Linked DNA regions of Homo sapiens: all the other regions are linked to region 2. Evidence: chromatin loops called from intact Hi-C (ENCODE). Cell type or tissue: Calu3. All regions are shown on one strand. Each heading gives the region's core, and the rest is flanking DNA. Links, peaks and the distances in the headings are about the cores only.

The links. Peaks named below come from ENCODE experiments on the same cell type or tissue, not always from the same donor. Only the 100,000 strongest peaks of a DNase experiment are listed, where the experiment ranks them.
Region 1: it touches region 2 in a loop (8-fold over the local background); 32 of 110 quality-filtered maps call a loop at or near these places.
Region 3: it touches region 2 in a loop (12-fold over the local background); 5 of 110 quality-filtered maps call a loop at or near these places.

What each region holds. Positions count from the first base shown.
Region 1 is chr6:95,429,328-95,435,232 of GRCh38, reverse strand. No RefSeq gene overlaps it. Among named protein-coding and RNA genes, the nearest start is that of MANEA-DT, 150 kb to the left of the region's middle. In Calu3, for the core only: a CTCF peak has its summit at 3,417; a DNase peak (open chromatin) is centred at 3,412.
Region 2 is chr6:95,863,975-95,869,879 of GRCh38, reverse strand. No RefSeq gene overlaps it. Among named protein-coding and RNA genes, the nearest start is that of FUT9, 150 kb to the left of the region's middle. In Calu3, for the core only: no CTCF peak of the experiment used is centred there; a DNase peak (open chromatin) is centred at 2,939.
Region 3 is chr6:95,361,630-95,367,534 of GRCh38, reverse strand. No RefSeq gene overlaps it. Among named protein-coding and RNA genes, the nearest start is that of MANEA-DT, 210 kb to the left of the region's middle. In Calu3, for the core only: no CTCF peak of the experiment used is centred there; no DNase peak of the experiment used is centred there.

The DNA.
Region 1 (5,905 bases), core at 1,913-4,412, 430 kb after region 2:
CAAAAGCTTTGGCTGTCTTGTTCTTGACTAAAATGGAAATGTATTTGATGTTTGAGCTGATGCAATTTGTTGCCTTTAATTTACTATAGAATTTTAACATATTTTATTATGTTAATAGATTTCTAAATATTAAACCGTTTTGCATTTCTAGATAAAAATGCTACTTTTCTTCAGTGTATTTAATATATTGCTAAACTCCACTTGCCAATGTTTTTTGAATAACATTTTCATCATTTGTTTGTATTCAGATTTCTTTTTTTTTTTTTTTTTGAGACGGAGTTTTGCTCTTGTTGCTCAGGCTGGAGTACAATGGCACGATCTCGGCTCACGGCAATCTCCGCCTCCCGAGTTCAAGCCATTCTCCAGCCTCAGCCTCCTGAGTAACCGGGATTACAGGTGCCCGCTGCCATGCCTGGCTAATTCTTCTATTTTTAGTAGATACGGGGTTTCACCATGTTGGCCAGGCTGGTCTTGAACTCCTGACCTCGTGATCCACCCGTCTTGGCCTCCCAAAGTGCTGGGATTACAGGCTTGAGCCACAGCATCCGGCCCTTTTCAGTACATTTTTTTTTTCTTTATTTTTTTGAGACGGAGTTTCTCTCTTGTTGTCCAGGCTGGAGTGCAATGGCACGATCTCAGCTCACCACAACCTCCGCCCCTCTCCCCCTACCCGGGTTCAAGCAATTCTCCTGCCTCAGCCTCCTGAGTAGCTGGGATTACGGGCGTCCACCACCACGCCCGGCTAATTTTTTGTATTTTTAGTAGAGGTGGGGTTTCACCAGGTTAGCCAGGCTGGTCTCGAACTCCAGACCTCAGGTGATCCACCCGACTCGGCCTCCCCAAGTGCTGGTATTACAGGCGTGAGCCACCGTGCCCAGCCCTTTCAATACATTCTTTATCCATTCTCCTTTTTGTCTTTGTTATTAGATACGTTTCAGCTTCATAAAAGCAGCTCATTCATTAAGGAATGTTGTACATATTAAAAAACACGAGAAGGCTAGAAGCGGTGGCTCACGCCTGTAATCCCAACACTTTGGGAGGCCAAGGCCAGTGGATCACGAGGTTAGAAGATAGAGACCATCCTGGCCAACATGGTGAAACCTCGTCTCTACTAAAAATACAAAAAAAATTAATTGGGCATGGTGGCAGGTGACTGTAGTCCCAGCTACCCGGGAGGCTAAGGCAGGAGAATCGCTTGAACCCTGGAGACTGAGGTTGCAGTGACTGAGATCGCACCACTGCACTACAGCCTGGCGACAGAGCAAGTCTCTGTCAAAAAAAAAAAACAAAAACAAAATACAAAAAGAAACATCAGAAATATAATGGATATAATGGACCCCATGTTGGATTGTTGGATTGGCCAGAAGGGCAGACGTATAGAAACCAGGGTAGGTCAGCTGTGGAAGAAGGAAGGGGTAGTAGGAGGACATGAATTGTTGTAGAATCAGTTCTGGGAGTAAGATGGACTGAAACTAGCAACTTAGATGATTACCATAGATAAGAGTTATAGGTGTAGCTAGATAAAATAGAGAGGAATATTGAGAGGCAGAAAGGCATAGACAGCCGCTATTAAACTGTGTTAAACCAGAAGTGGATTTGAAGAGTGCAAATCACTCAGAAGAGTCTCAAAACGAATACCATATATAACGGGTTTTGAACAGCCCTTGACAATGTCTAAAACCAATTTTGTTGAGGTTATAATTGACATACAAAAACTTGTATATATTTAATATATACAGCTTCTTGAGTTTGGAGATACATATACACCTGTGAAACCATCACTGCAATCTATGCCATGAACCTATCCATCTCTTCCAGAAGTTTTCTTCTATCATCTTTGTTAATTATGATGATGAAGTGATGATGATGATGATGATAAAGAACACTTAACATAAGGTATATCCTCTTAACAAATGTTTGGGTTTTTATTACAGTATTGTTTATTATAGACATTATGCTGTGCAGTAGATATCTAGGACTTACCTTGTGAAATTAAAACTTATAACCCTTGGCAAATACCTTCCCATTTCCCCCTGCCCCCAGCCCCTGGAAACCACCGTTCTAATATTTGCTTCTATGAATTTGACTATTGCAGATTCCTCATATAAATGGGATCACGCAATATTTGTCCTTTGGTGTTTGGTTTATTTCACCTAGCATTTTATTCTCCATGTTCATCTATGTTGTGGCAAATGGCAGTATTTCCTTCCTTTTTTAATGTTCAATGGTTCCTTCCTTTTTAAATATTCAATTGTGTGTATATATCATGTTTTCTGTATCCATTCATTCATCCATCCATGAACATTTAGGCTACTTCTACTTTTTGAATATTATAAATAGTGGTGCAGTGATTGGGAGGGCAGGTATCTCTTTGGGATACTGATTTCAATTCCTTTGGGTGTATACCTAGAAGTGCGATTGCTGGATCATATGGTAATTCTGTTTTTAAATTTCTGTGGAACCTAAGATAACAAGTGCTGGCAAGAATGTGGAGAAAAGGGAAACAAGGGAAACCTTGTACACTGCTGGTGAGAAAGTAAGGTGGTGTAGCCAATATAGAGAACACTCATGCTTAGTAAGCACTAAGTGGTTCGTAAACTCTATTTCTCTCCCTCGCCATATATATATATATATATATATATATATATATATATATATATATATATATATATATATATAAAATATCTTTAAATAAAATAGTAAATAATATTATTTATTATTATAGGGAATAGACTTTCCTCTGAAAGAAATTATTTCTGAATTTGATTAGGGCTCCTTAATTATATCTTAGAGTACAGCAAAGGGCTTTTATATGTTTGAAGACACTTGATTCAATGACATGCTAAGATTTGTCTATGTTATTTATAATGGGTGATACTTTTATTTCCAAAATTTGTTATCAAGTAAAGAACAATTACACAAATATACATCATTGAAAAGCAAATACATTTTGAAAAGTTTTAAACACCCAAGAAAAATTTTAAACAACTTTTTTTCTCCCCATTATTTGATAATATTTTTGATTTAGTATTTTCTACAATTTCTTTATATTGATTACCAAATTTGTTTGCTGATAAGAAGTGACAGGTGTTGTTTAAATCAGGTGCAAAATGTTTAAAGTTTCACATTTATGAAAAAAACATTCAGTTGGGAAAAAGATAAAAACAGAACACATTTACAATATAGAAATATTTGTCGGGTCCTGTTGTGATTTTTTAAAGTCCAATTATGAGGGCACTATGTTGTGTTAACCATTTTAGTATAAGTTAGTTGTATCTAGATGTTTAACCCTCCCTTTCCCCATCTGACACAAACTGTGATGATCACATTATATAGAACAGTCTGTGTTACCACTTCACTACAGGTAGAATTTTATTTAGGATATGATTTTAATTTTCCTGTAGAGTGCTGCCCCACTGTGGACAGATTAGGAATCACTGAAGCCTGACAAGTAATTACTTTTTGCAAATACTGTCTTTATTAAATCTCCCGTACAAATATTCCTTACATGTAATACCTGCATAAAGAAATATCCACCCAATGGTTACAAAAAATGTTGTAAAATTTGATATCTTCTCAGAGAACTACTTAAATATAAATAGGCCTTTTCTGAGTTACAAAATCTAAAAACTTTGCTTCATAAAATGTTTCTAAGGCATCAAACTGGAGTAGTAGAAAGACAAATTAACTTTTAAAGTCATAATCTCTTCTCAAGCCATTAAGCACATTTAATCTGTGCCACTACAAATTTTGGATATTGCCTATTGTTATCACAAACTAATATTTTCACATTCAGTTTTGTTTTTACATTATCTTGATTGATTTTAAGGCAGCCAGTATTGAACCTAAATAGTGAAGATGATGAATTTAGTTAAATTATTATGGCTGATTTCATCAGAGTTCATTGTGTAAAAATTTGACACTAGTGATAGAAATTATGATAATTGAATAAATTACAATGAGGTCATTAATTCATTTTATTTTTAATACATCTATGTGTTTATTCATAGCATCAACATAATTTTCCTCAGATTATAAAAGCATGTGCAACTAGTCTGTCTAAATCACCTCTTCTTTGAAAGTTAAAGCCATATTATAGAATTGTGACTTTTAGTCTTCACAATCTATTCTTCATCCAACATAGCTCTGCAACCTTTAGTTATAGATGTAAAAATTATTTTCCTCTTCACTCACCTTTTATTATTATTATTATTATCTATATTTGTAGGTCACAAAGATCTTATATAGTGTGGCATAGTGAAGGTAAGTTTGGGCAGAAAGTTAGAAAACTAGAACTTGGTCCTATGTGTGCCACCAATTAGGTGTGCATGCTCTTGAATTTCATTTAAAAGTGTGTTGTAATCTTCATCTCTCATCAGAGGATATTAGACTATGTAATTTTCTAGACTCTTTTTCAAATTATCTAAATTAGAAATTGTTTCTCTTGCAGTTTGGGTTCATTTAATTTGATTCAAATCAATTCAACTCACATCCATTCAATTTAGTTGTATTTGAATCAAAGAGTATTTATTACAACTTTCTATAGACACAGTCCTGCTATGAGCGCTGTACAGCCAGGGAACTCCTCTGTGAGGTGGGGGAATGAAAAAAGATTTGTAATGACTGATTTGTGACTTCAAAGTCCTCACTTTTCTCCCATTGATTTTTACTATAATTAGTGAAGTTAACCTCAAGAAATCATAAAGTCAGAAAAAGTCATCTTTGGCATGTCTTCTTTCTTCTAACTAGGTTCTCAAATAGATAAGTGTGTCCTCATTTTGAACCCAGGCCTCCCAGCACCTTTTTTTTTTTCTAAGCAAAGCTCTGTGCTGTTCTAATACGTGTCTTTCTTCACCTTCTCTCTGTTACACCAGCCACATTCTTTCATTTTCTTTGTGTCTCAGCTAACTTTGTTGTTGGGTGTGACACTAATAAAATTCTAAATCAGAAATACATAATAAATCACCAACTTACTGAAGACTTTCTCCCACACTCTTTGTCCTAATAAATGTTCCATCTCTGGTAACTGCAATGACTCGCTCATTGCCTGCACTGTACTTTTTTTCGTGGTTCACAAAGAAGCCAAGAGGGCAGAGAATGGCATACGCTAAACTCATATACTTCAACTCTAAGTCTTGCGTTTGCTTCCATTCTAGTTTCTTTTAATGAGTTAATTTGTTCCTTACTTTTCAGTAATCCTGCTTTCACAAAGATGCTGCCTTCAAGATACTCTCTTACAGTAACTAATACACACTTCTCTCATAAAAATATTCTGCGGAAAATAAGCAGCAAACAAATAAAAAATTCTAAAATAAACTTAATGCATTCTGTTTTCTTCCTCCTCAGCTCAACAAGACTGCAGCTCACTGCTTGAGTTCCACCTTCCTAAACCAGGGTGGAAAATGTTCCTAAGAAGGTGGCCAGGGTGAGAGTGCTGCTCACTTCATTTGTTTCCTTAAGTTCAAGGATCAGAGTCTGGGTATTTTTTTGTCCAATAACTGAACAAAAAGGTTTTTTATGTTCACATATTTGGTTCAGTTTTAAAATTGTTTACAGTGGAAAAGCAAGTGTCTTCAGTCATTTTCCCTCATGAATGGAAATCCATAGTATTTACATGACAGTTTGTTTACAGGTGAATTTAGTAAAGGTAGCTGTATTAGTCTGTTCTCACACTACTAATGAAGACATACCTGAGACTGTGTAATTTATAAAGGAAGGAGGTTTAATTGACTCACAGTTCCACAGGGATGAGAAGGCCTCAGGAAGCTTGTAATCATGGTGGAAGGGGATGCAAACACATCCTTCTTCATATGGCAGCAGCAAGGAGAAGTACAGAGCAAAAGGGGGAAAAGGCTCTTATACAACCATCAGATCTTGTGAGAACTCACTCACTATCATGAGAACA
Region 2 (5,905 bases), core at 1,931-4,430:
CAAACTAGCAGTGAATCGAGATCTGTGTCCTCACTGCGTATGTCCCCCTGCCTCTGACCCTCAGGACCCCAGGTGTTTCCACCTGTCTCTAATGGAGGGCTCTCACCCCTTTCTAAGACCAAGTGAGTCTTGGGCTGGAAGGAAATAGCAGAGTTCTGGCTCTGAAGCCAGTTGCCTTGGCACTAATCCTCATTTCTTTTACATGCTTAAAATAATCACATTTTAAAAGCAAATATCAGTACATGCCTGGCAAGCAGAAGTATATGTGGAGAGACTACAGGTCAGGCTATTTACAATCAAAGCTGCTTCAGAAAATCCTAGATTCTTGATTATTATATCTATGATTATTTTACTCAAATATCTGTAGATAAGCCCCTCCCCTTCCAGTCCTTTCCAGCCTCACCCTACTTGTACATTGCTTCAGTCAGTCATTTATTCACAATCAATTTACTTAACCATTCAATAAATATAAATTGATGTTATACTTTTATATCCACCACAGTTCTAAATGCATCAGTAGTTTCCCAAATACCTGACATACTTCTCCATTTGATTTTTCTCAATACTTCATTCTCCTTTTTATGGCAGTTCACATGTTTTCATTAACAATTATTTCCATTCAAGTATTTGTGTTCAGTCATCTAGATGTAAACTCCGTGAGAGTGAATATCACGTCTACCATTTATTCTAGCTGTGCCCACCACATACCTGGTTTAAATTAGAGCTTTTCAATACACGTTCATATAATAAATTATTCAATGGAAAGATCTGTTTCATATTCATTCTTTTTTATCAAGTTCAGGTATACGAGGCAAATGTGGAATAGATAACTAATTAATTAATGTATTCAAACTTTCTATTTTTCACCCAATAAAGTTTGTTTTTTAAAAATTTTTAGTCAGATCATCTGTTGAATATTTGCAGCTTTGCTCCATAGCCTCATACTTTTTCTGAAACCCTTGCTCACCAGACCTGCCTGTATTGTACTTGAACATTGTGTCTTCTATCATTACCCTCCCTCCTAGTAACCTGCAGCTCCTCTCCTAACTATTCAGATTTCTGTATCTAACATTTTCTGTTCTGCCTCTTCCTAGTCCTGGCCAAGTCCTGGCGTGGTAGCCTCTATTCACCCTGTGCTGAAACCCCTGGCCTCAGAAGGTCTGTCCTGTCCTAAATCTTGCTACTGGGGCCCAAGTTTAAATAAGGCCACATGATAACATTTTTTGATTTGAGATTTTGAATTGGTTAATTCTACATTGTACTCAGCATTTTCCTTAAAATCCTTTTACGTCATATGTTTCATTTGGAATGTCTATCTTTCCATGAAAATTAAAAATCTGTGAAGGCCAGTGACTGTGATATGTTTTTTTCCACTTTCCATTTTCTCCCTGTCATCTGAGCATCTAGCTCAGTGTATTATTTATAATAGTGACATGATGCATAGATAAAATAAAAACTAACTAATAAAATAAGGAAAAATGTGTAAGATGATTAAGTATTTATTATATAACAACTACTCTCAGAAATATGAATTATTTACAAATCTATGTTCTTAGTGGCATCTACTCTATTAAGTCAATCTTGAGATACAAAATTAGACTCATGTGAGCCTTCCAAAACATTTGGGTCTTTTAAATTGAGTAGACTATTAATTTTAGATTTTTTACTATAAATTTTTAAATAAAATTTCAACTAAGATGAAATTATCTGTAGGCTCTCAGCTATTATTGCTATATAACAGATGTACAAGAAAGATATATAATGTAACTAAAGTATGATATTATTATACATTTATAAAGATCTTTATAGTTTAATAATAATCATTGACTGCATTTCTCATTTAATCCTTAAAATACTACTGTGAGGTGAGTATATTATCTCCATTTTTAGGTATGGAGCTCATTTTAGGTATTTTAGAGATGTTAAGCTGGCTTTTCCCAAAATAGAAAAACCAGAACTTTTGATACTATATTTAATACTTTTCCTACATGAATACCTTATCTCTGGTTTTGATGCTTGGAAATATTTAATGAGCTAAGCTTTGTTTTTTTTTAAAAGAAATCTTAGACTCCTTTATTTTTTTATCAGTAGGTGAAAGCTTGATACTAATATATATTTAATTTGAATCCATTCAGCTCTTGGTCTATTGTAAACACTTAAAAATTAATTCTACAGTATGTTTCTGAATTATTATAAAATCATGATGAATGTCACAGGGGAGCTATGTCTATTTGAGCCCATGGCATGAGGGTAAAACAACTTACCAAGACAGTTGTAGATAAAGAGAGGTTTATTAGAGAAAGTATGAAAGTATGAAAGTATGTTACAAGGGAGCAACAGGCAGGATCAGCAGAAGAGGAGCTGACTATGAGGAAACAAAGGCTTGCTGGAGATTTTACAGGATACTATTTATGCCGCATGCTGTGGAGGGCTTTGTGCAATACTGATAACTCCAAGGTTGTAGTGAGCTAACCTGAATTTTTTTTTTGTATCAGCCAAGGGTCTGGTGATAACTGGGCGCAGAAAGATTGTGAATTATTTGCGCAGGAGGGCTATGTGTCCGGGACCGTGAAGTAAGGCAGACTTGTAGCTAATCTGCTTCTTCTTTCTGCTTTCCCCTGCTCCCACCAGTCTGACTTCCTTTCCTTAAATAGGACACCACAATGAAGATTATATAAAGGTAACAACCTGTGAAAGTCAAATCAAGTATTAGAGCTGGAACAAACAGAATGCATCCAGACCCAGTGTGGTCAAATGACTTGCCCACGGGCATTGCATTCTTAGAGTCAATATTCGGAAACGAAATTTACTTGACATGACACTTCTCTACACCATATTAGAATTCATGAAAATATAAATATGTCTTAAACACTTTTTTACGTTAGGCGCTCCACACCTGCCTCTGTAGGTCTACTTGTCGGGGTCACATATTGTTGCCGACCATCTCTGCCAGCAGATGTCAGCACCACATGCATATACTGACATTTTTATTAGGCTAAGAGACACCTCATAAATAAAGGCAAGAAAGGATGGTTAAAACTCATGAGGTAAATCTATTTTCATCTATAATACATACAGTTAGCTTTCATGTGGATTTTCTAATTATAAATTTTGATAATTTATGTTTAAAATGTTAAATGCTTTTATCACTTGCCTATTACGTATGTATGTCTGCATTTGTACCCTTAATTTTCAGTGTTTAAGGCATGTTTATGAATAAGACAGTAGAAAAAAAGGAAGAAAGTGATAGGTATTGGGTCACGCACCTTGTGGGGATACTCATATATAGTATCTCCAATTAAAAAGTGAAATATCACAAATAAATTAGTCATCTTCCAACTTCGTGTGGCAGTTTTACCTTTAACATACTATTTTTTAAATCTACTTTTTTGTTAATATAAAGAAAATTATGAATCATGACTTTACTAATTCATACATGTTAAGTGTTTGGCTAAATGGGGGAATGTAATAAAGTATAGTGAGTTTTTCTTAAAGCAATTTCAAGGTTTCACATGAAAGTTTCAACATAGAGGCTTTATATGAAAAGGAGCTCAAACAATTTTATTTCACCAGTGTATACAGGTAACATGTAATTTTATACTAAAAGTAAATTTAGAGATTTTTCTAATCTATTTTCATATTATAGATAAGGAAATAAAGCCCATAAAAGGTTAAAGACTCTTAACAAATTTTCCAAATTCCCAAATCATGGTATCTGAAGGGGGCAGAGATTAGAATTTATTTCTCCTAGGTCCCTATTCTGAGTCCATCCTTGTGCACCAAGCCTCAAGGCCAACATATTACCTGTTAAATGAATCATTCTATGTCATATTAAAAAGTATTGCACAATCACCTCTTTTTCAGGAAAGTGTGTTTTTAGAATCAAGACCATGAATTGTATCTTATTAAAAGCTATTTAATAGCAAATTATATTGCCTATTACTTTAATATTTATATTATAGGCACTTTATCACTTGTAAATAAATAAAATTGTATAGCACTAAATAAAGATGCCTATTCTCTTAGGCAATCCGATCAATCAATCAATGAATCATTGAATATATTTTCAATATAGTGAACAGAAGAACACACAAGGTCCTAAATTTGTAAAAACTTATGATTTAGTTGGAGAGATAAAATAGATTTATAAAAATTAATTGACTATATAGAGCTGAGAAAAGCTCAATGAATATAATTTGTGTTGGAGTTTGTAAGGTGGTGGGAAAACCTTGACATACCTAACAAATGAAGATAGGGGAAATTAACTTAGGATTTTTAAAAATAACAAGCATTTAAGTAGGTGAGAAGTAAAGAGAGATAGGCAAATGCATTGTGAGAAAACAAACCAATTGGAGAAAACCAACCTGAACTCTTCAGTTTGAGATGAGTGTTTCAGGAGAAATAAAAATGAACATATATGCATTCCTTAAATTATTTTTATTGTGTTTCTTACCTCATTCAAGAGCTAATGGTCCTTTTTTGTAGAAATGTGGAATCTTCCTACCCATGAGCATGGAATGTTCTTCCATTTGTTTGTATCCTCTTTTATTTCATTGAGCAGTGGTTTGTAGTTCTCCTTGAAGAGGTCCTTCGCATCCCTTGTAAGTTGGATTCCTAGGTATTTTATTCTCTTTGAAGCAATTGTGAATGGGAGTTCACTCATGATTTGGCTCTCTGTTTGTCTGTTGTTGGTGTATAAGAATGCTTGTGATTTTTGTACATTGATTTTGTATCCTGAGACTTTGCTGAAGTTGCTTATCAGCTTAAGGAGATTTTGGGCTGAGACAATGGGATTTTCTAGATATACAGTCATGTCATCTGCGAACAGGGACAATTTGACTTCCTCTTTTCCTGATTGAATACCCTTTGTTTCCTTCTCCTGCCTAATTGCCCTGGCCAGAACTTCCAACACTATGGTGAATAGGAGTGGTGAGAGAGGGCATCCCTGTCTTGTGCCAGTTTTCAAAGGGAATGCTTCCAGTTTTTGCCCATTCAGTATGATATTGGCTGTGGGTTTGTCATAAATAGTTCTTATTATTTTGAGATATGTCCCATCAAAACCTAATTTATTGAGAGTTTTTAGCATGAAGGGGTGTTGAATTTTGTCAAAGGCCTTTTCTGCATCTATTGAGATAATCATGTGGTTTTTGTCTTTGGTTCTGTTTATATGCTGGATTACATTTATTGATTTGCATATATTGAACCAGCCTTGCATCCCAGGGATGAAGCCCACTTGCTCATGGTGGATAAGCTTTTTGATGTGCTTCTGGATTCAGTTTGCCAGTATTTTATTGAGGATTTTTGCATCAATGTTCATCAAGGATGTTGGTCTAAAATTCTCTTTTTTTAGTTGTGTCTCTGCCTGGCTTTGGTATCAGGATGATGCTGGCCTCATAAAATGAGTTAGGGAGGATTCCCTCTTTTTCTATTGATTGGAATAGTTTCAGAAGGAATGGTACCAGTTCCTCCTTGTACCTCTGGTAGAATTCTGCTGTGAATCCATCTGGTCCTCAACTGTTTTTAGTTGGTAAGCTATTGATTATTGCCACAATTTCAGATCCTGTTATTGGTCTATTCAGAGATTCAACTTTTTCCTGGTTTAGTCTTGGGAGACTGTATATGTCGAGGAATTTATCCATTTCTTCTAGATTTTCTAGTTTATTTGCATAGAGTTGTTTGTAGTATTCTCTGATGGTAGTTTGTATTTCTGTGGGATCAGTGGTCATATCCCCTTTATCATTTTTTATTGCGTCTATTTGATTCTTCTCTCTTTTTTTCTTTATTAGTCTTGATAGCGGTCTATCAATTTTGTTGATCCTTTCAAAAAACCAGCTCCTGGATTCATTAATTTTTTGGAGGGTTTTTTGTATCTCTATTTCCTTCAGTTCTGCACTGATTTTAGTCA
Region 3 (5,905 bases), core at 1,730-4,229, 500 kb after region 2:
CTGGCTATCACAATGGGTCACAAGTATTCAAGTTTACTAAAAATAATATATAATGATTTGCACTGAATAAATTGATGATCTTGAATTTGAATCCATTTATTTTCTTCATGTAGCATAATTGTGTTAAAAAATTACAGTGTACTGAGGGTTAGATGGTTATAACTGATATCTCTCAAGTTATTAAGGGGGTTGTAGGTAGTAGTCACTTAAGAACTCAAAATGTCACTTGATTATAGCTAGGCCACTGATATGGTTTGAATATATGTCCCTGCCCAAATCTCATGTGGGATTCTAATCCCCAGTGTTGGAAGTGGGAAGTAGTGGAAGGTGTTGGGATCATAGGGGTGGATCCCTCTTGAATGGCTTAGCCCAACCCTTTGGTGATAAATGAGCTTTCACTCTGAGTTCTGGGGAGATCTGGTCATGTAAAAATGTGTGTCACCTCTCCTCCCCTGCAGAGTCTCTCCTCTCTCTTTCCATGTGATGTACCTGGTCCCATTTTCCCTTACTCCATAATTGTAAGCTCAGGCCTCCCCAGAAGCATATGCCACTATGATTCCTGTGCAGTCTGCAGAACCATGAACCAATGTAAACCTTTTTAAAAATAAATTACCTAGTCTAGGGTATTTCTTTATAGCAATGCAAGAATGGACTAATACAGAAAATTGGTACTGAGGAGTGGGGGATTTCTGTAAAGACCTGAAAATGTAGAAGCAACTTTGGAACTGGGTAATGGGCAGAGGTTGGAATAGCTTAGAGGGCTCAGAAGAAGACAGAAAGAGACAGAAAGGTTGGAACATCTTAGAGACTGGTTAAACGGTTGTGACCAAAATACTGATAGTGATATGGGCAATAAAATCCAAGTTGTAGAGATCTCAGATGGATACAAGGAACTTATTGAGAACTGGAGCAAAGGTCATGCATGTTATGCCTTAGCAAATAAATTGACTGCATTCTGTTCATGCCCTACGCATCTGTGGACGTTTGAGTTTGAGATATGATGACCTAGGATATCCGGCAGAAGAAATTTCTAAGCAGCAATGTGTTCAAGATATAGTCTGGCTGCTTCTAACAACCTATGCTCAGATTTAGGAACAAATGAATGACTTAAAGTTGGAATTTATATTTAAACAGGAAGCAGAGTGTAAAAGTTTAAACAATTTGCCCCTGGCCATATAGCAGAGAAAGGAAAAGCTCTTTTGGAAGAGGAATTTAAGCAGGCTGTGGATCAACCTCATGCTAGAGAAATTTGGTTAACTAAAACAGAGCCAAATGGTAATAAACAAAACAATGGTTAAAAGGCCTCAAATGCATTTCAGAGATCTTCCAGGCAGCCCTTTCCATTGCAGGCCCTGAAGCCTATAAAGACTGAATGGTTTCATGGCCCAGCCTAAAGTCCCACTGTTTTGTGCATCCCAAGACACTGCTCCACATATATGCCTACTCTAGCTCCAGCTAGGATTCTAAGAGACTCGGGTATAGCTTGAGTTGCAACTTTGGAGAATGCGAGCCATAAGCCTTGGCAGCTTCTATGTGGCATTAAGCCTGTAGGTGCACAGAATACAAGAGTGAAGAACGGTTGGTAGCCTCCACCCAGATTTCAGAAGATTTATGAGAAAGCTTTGGTGCCCAGGCAAGTGCCTGCTGCAGTGGGGAAGCCTTCACAGAAAACCTCTGCTAGGGAAGTTGAAAGGAAAATGTGGAGTTGCAATCTCCATACAGAGTCCCTAATAAGGCACTGCCTAGTGTAGCTGTGAGAAGGGAGGCATTGTCCTCCAGAACCCAGAATGCTATATCCATTAGCATTATGGACCCTGCATCTGGAAAAGCCACAGGCATTCAACTCCAACCCATGAGAGCAGCCCTGGGAGCTGAACATGCAAAGTCACAGGAGCAGAGCTGTCCAAGGCCTTGAAAGCCCACCCCTTGCAGCAGTGTGCCCTAGATGTGAAACAGAGTCAAAGGAGATTACTTTGGAGGTTTACGATTTAATGACTGCCCTGCTGGGTTTCGAATTTGCATGGGTTCTGTAGCCCCTTTCTTTTGGTCAATTTATCCCTTTTGGAATGGGAATGTTTACCCAATGCCTATACCTCATTGTATCTTGGAAGTATATAACTTGCTGTGATTTCACAAGCTCATAGGTAGAAGGAACTCATTTACAGATAAGAGTTTGGATTTGGGACTTGGGATTTTTGAGTTAATGCTGGAATGAGTTAAGACTTTGTGGGGACTACTGAGAAGGGATGATTGTATTTTGCAATATGAGAGGGACATGAGATTTGGGAAGGGCCAGGGATGGAATGATAAACCTCTTTTCTTATAAATTACTAAGTCTCAGAAATGTCTTTATAGCAACGCAAGAAGGGCCTAATACAGCCACCCCTTAGTCTGACACCATCCTTTCCCAAACTACAATCTGATTCAACTAGCTAGTACTTCTTTTTGTGTTATTTGAACCTTAAAGATTTACTTGGAATATAACTACCACTTCAGAAGAAAGTGTCAGGTATCAGTGTAATCCAGGCTCAACCACTCACCAACTTTGTGTCTATGAGCAAGTTACATAATACAATTTAAATGTTAAGTGCTCAATACTTGCTACAAATTATCAAATGTGCTTGTCTAATGATCCATGTTTTCCTGAGCAGCAGAGCACACCCAGGGAACAGAGAAAAAACTACAGGATATTTGTTAACATAGGTCATTATATACATATTTGTGCCAAGATTAGATTGACTGTCAGTTTAGCTAATTATCAGATTTTCATAGCAAAATAGGAATTTCATGAAATGTATAACACACACATGCTATGGTGTGACCTATCAATGAATTATCATTTTCAAATATTTTTGCAATGACAAAAAGAACTCTGTGCCATATACAGAGATTTTCTCTTAAGCCTAGGTGCCAAAGTTTTAGGCTGAATTCCTTTTGCCTTATTTAGGGGTCAGGGAATAGGAAGCACACAGATTAGTTTAATCAGTAACTTATTTGTAAATTAATAACTAGGAAACAGTATTTGTTTGATATTGAATATCATTTTATGAAGATGCGGAATTGCATGTGACTCATACGTCTAATACTGATTCTAAAAAATTGCCATGTTAAAGTTTAAAAATTACTGCTCTTGAGTAGCTAAATTTAGGAATATATATAAAATGTGATTTTACCTTTATTTACCTCTTAAAGAAAAAAGTTAGTTATACAGAAATTAGATTTCTATTCTCAAAATAGTCATTTTGAGAATAGCACACCTTAAATGTGTGCTATTACTATGGATGTGAAAGTGATTCTTGTTTCATTATAACGTAAAGCTTGCCCTCTAGTGGTTTCAGGCTAGTTATTTATTCAGGGAAAACAATTTAATGGAAGATTCACTACTCAAAACTCAACAATGGTATACTTCTTCTATTTCTTCAGGACTAGCATGCTAATAATGTAAATATTATGAGCAAAATACAGCAACTCCTAAGAAATATATATTAGAAAAGTATGTCTTCTATAGACGCCACCAATAATTTTTTAAAACCAAATATATTTTTAATAAACATGGAATATTTATTAAAAGTTAAATTAAAATGTTAGGCTTCATTTTTTTGTTTTAATTGTCAACAGCTCTACTAATATTGTGATTGACAGTATTGTCTCAGTCCTTTCCTGGGCATGTGCACAGTCCTGAGTATGTGTGTAGCCTCCTAGATTTCTTGGTTATGTTTAGCTTTGCAAAGTTTCTTATGATCATGTCAGTCCTCAGTATTTTCTTTTGTATTTTGGTCAAGTTCTTGTTCCTCCCAACAAATAAAGCCACATTAGGCAGCTGTGATGTTAAACAATTGCTGTTGATTATTTTTGGCAAAATCCTGAGAAGAGGGCTCTTCACAAACAGCGAGAGCTCCAACTAAGGTCAGATAAAGACAAAACCTGAGAATAGTGCTTTCTAACAAGCTGCCAGACACGTAAAGTAGTGACAAATCTCTGCAGACAGGACTTCTAGGGAGTTCCTACCTTATTCTGCCTCACTTAGTGGCTGCCAAACTGCTGGTTTTAATAGCTATTGCATTTGGAAGACTAGATTTCTTTTTTTAAAAAAAATTATTTAAATATCTTTTGGGGTACAAATGATTTTTCGTTACATGGATGAATTATATAGTGGTCAGTTCTGAGATTTTAGTGCACTGGTCACCCGAGTAGCATACATTGTGTAGTAATGTAGTAATGTAATGTGTAGTTTTTTATCCTTAACTTCTCTCCCACCCTTCCCATTCTAAGTCTCTGAAGTCGATCATATCACTCTGTATGCCTTTGCATACTCATAGCTTATCTCCCACGTATAAGCTTATAAGTGGTTTTCTACTCCTGTGTTACTTAGAATAATGATCTCCAGCTCCATCCAAGTTGCTGCAAAGGACATTATTTCATTCTTTTTAATGGCTGAGTAGTATTTCATGGTGTACATATTCCACATTTTCTTTATCCACTCATTAGTCAATGGGCGGTTAGGTTGGTTCCACATCAATTGCAACTGTGAATTGTGCTACTGTAAGAAGACTAGCTTCTCGATTTATTTTTTCTTTTTATTATTGTGAGAAAAAGTCTCAGTTTATTGTTCAGGCTGGAGTTCTGGAGTTCAAAGGTGTAATCATAGCTTACTGTAGCTTCTAAATCCTGGGTTCTGCCTCAGTCTTCTGAGTAATTGGGATTACACATGAAAACTATCACACCTGGCTGAAAGACTTGATTTCTAGGGTTATCTTGAAGCTGAAGAGAGAGGGATGAGATTAGGGAAAGTTAAAATGCCATAAATTGCAATATTCTTACATATTCAGCCATTTTCTTCTTGTGTAAACACTTCTCAAATTGTTACAACACTTTGATTAATGTCTAGAGTTCAGGAAAAGTTGATTTTGATAGTTTTTGCATGTGTTTCTGTTGCTTTCATAGAGGAGTAGATTTTCAGAGGTCTTACTCTGCCATTTTAGAAGTCAAAACTCCTCAAGTTTTAAAAGTACCATTTGTTGGTTCTTATTTGGTATTGCCCTAAACTAGCGAATTAATGTAAGAATTTTAATTTATAGTATTTTCTTTTTCAATTCAAGTATATAATGATGCTTCATTTTTTTTCTGTCCATATATTAAATGTCTCAGTTAAGTTTTGTTGTGTTCTATGTTCTTATTATATTATCCAACTGGTTTATGCTGGTCTGAAGAAAAGCTATTAATTTCTTCTTTTTTTTACATTGCTGCTCTACTGAACCCTCTTGTTAATTCTAATAGCTTTCAGTTTATTTTCTTGGGTGGCTAGTGTAGGGAAAAGAAAGAGAGATCAGACTGTTACTGTGTCTATGTAGAAAGGGAAGACATAAGAGACTCCATTTGGAAAAAGACCTGTACTTTGAACAATTGCTTTGCCGAGATGTTGTTAATTTGTAGCTTTGCCCCAGCCACTTTGACCCAACCACTTTGATCCAATCTGGAGCTCACAAAAACATGTGTTGTATGAAATCAAGGTTTAAGGGATCTAGGGCTGTGCAGGACGTGCCTTGTTAACAAAATGTTTACAAGCAGTATACTTGGTAAAAGCCATTGCCATTCTCTAGTCTCAATAAACCAGGGGCACAATGCACTGCGGAAATCCGCAGGGACCTCTGCCCTTGAAAGCGGGGTATTGTCCAAGGTTTCTCCCCATGTGATAGTCTGAAATATGGCCTCGTGGGATGAGAAAGACCTGACCGTCCCCCAGCCCGACACCCGTAAAGGGTCTGTGCTGAGGTGGATTAGTAAGAGATGAAAGCCTCTTGCAGTTGAGATAGAGGAAGGCCACTCTCTCCTGCCTGCCCCTGGGAACTGAATGTCTCGGTATAAAACCCGATTGTACATTTGTTCAATTCTGAGATAGGAGAAA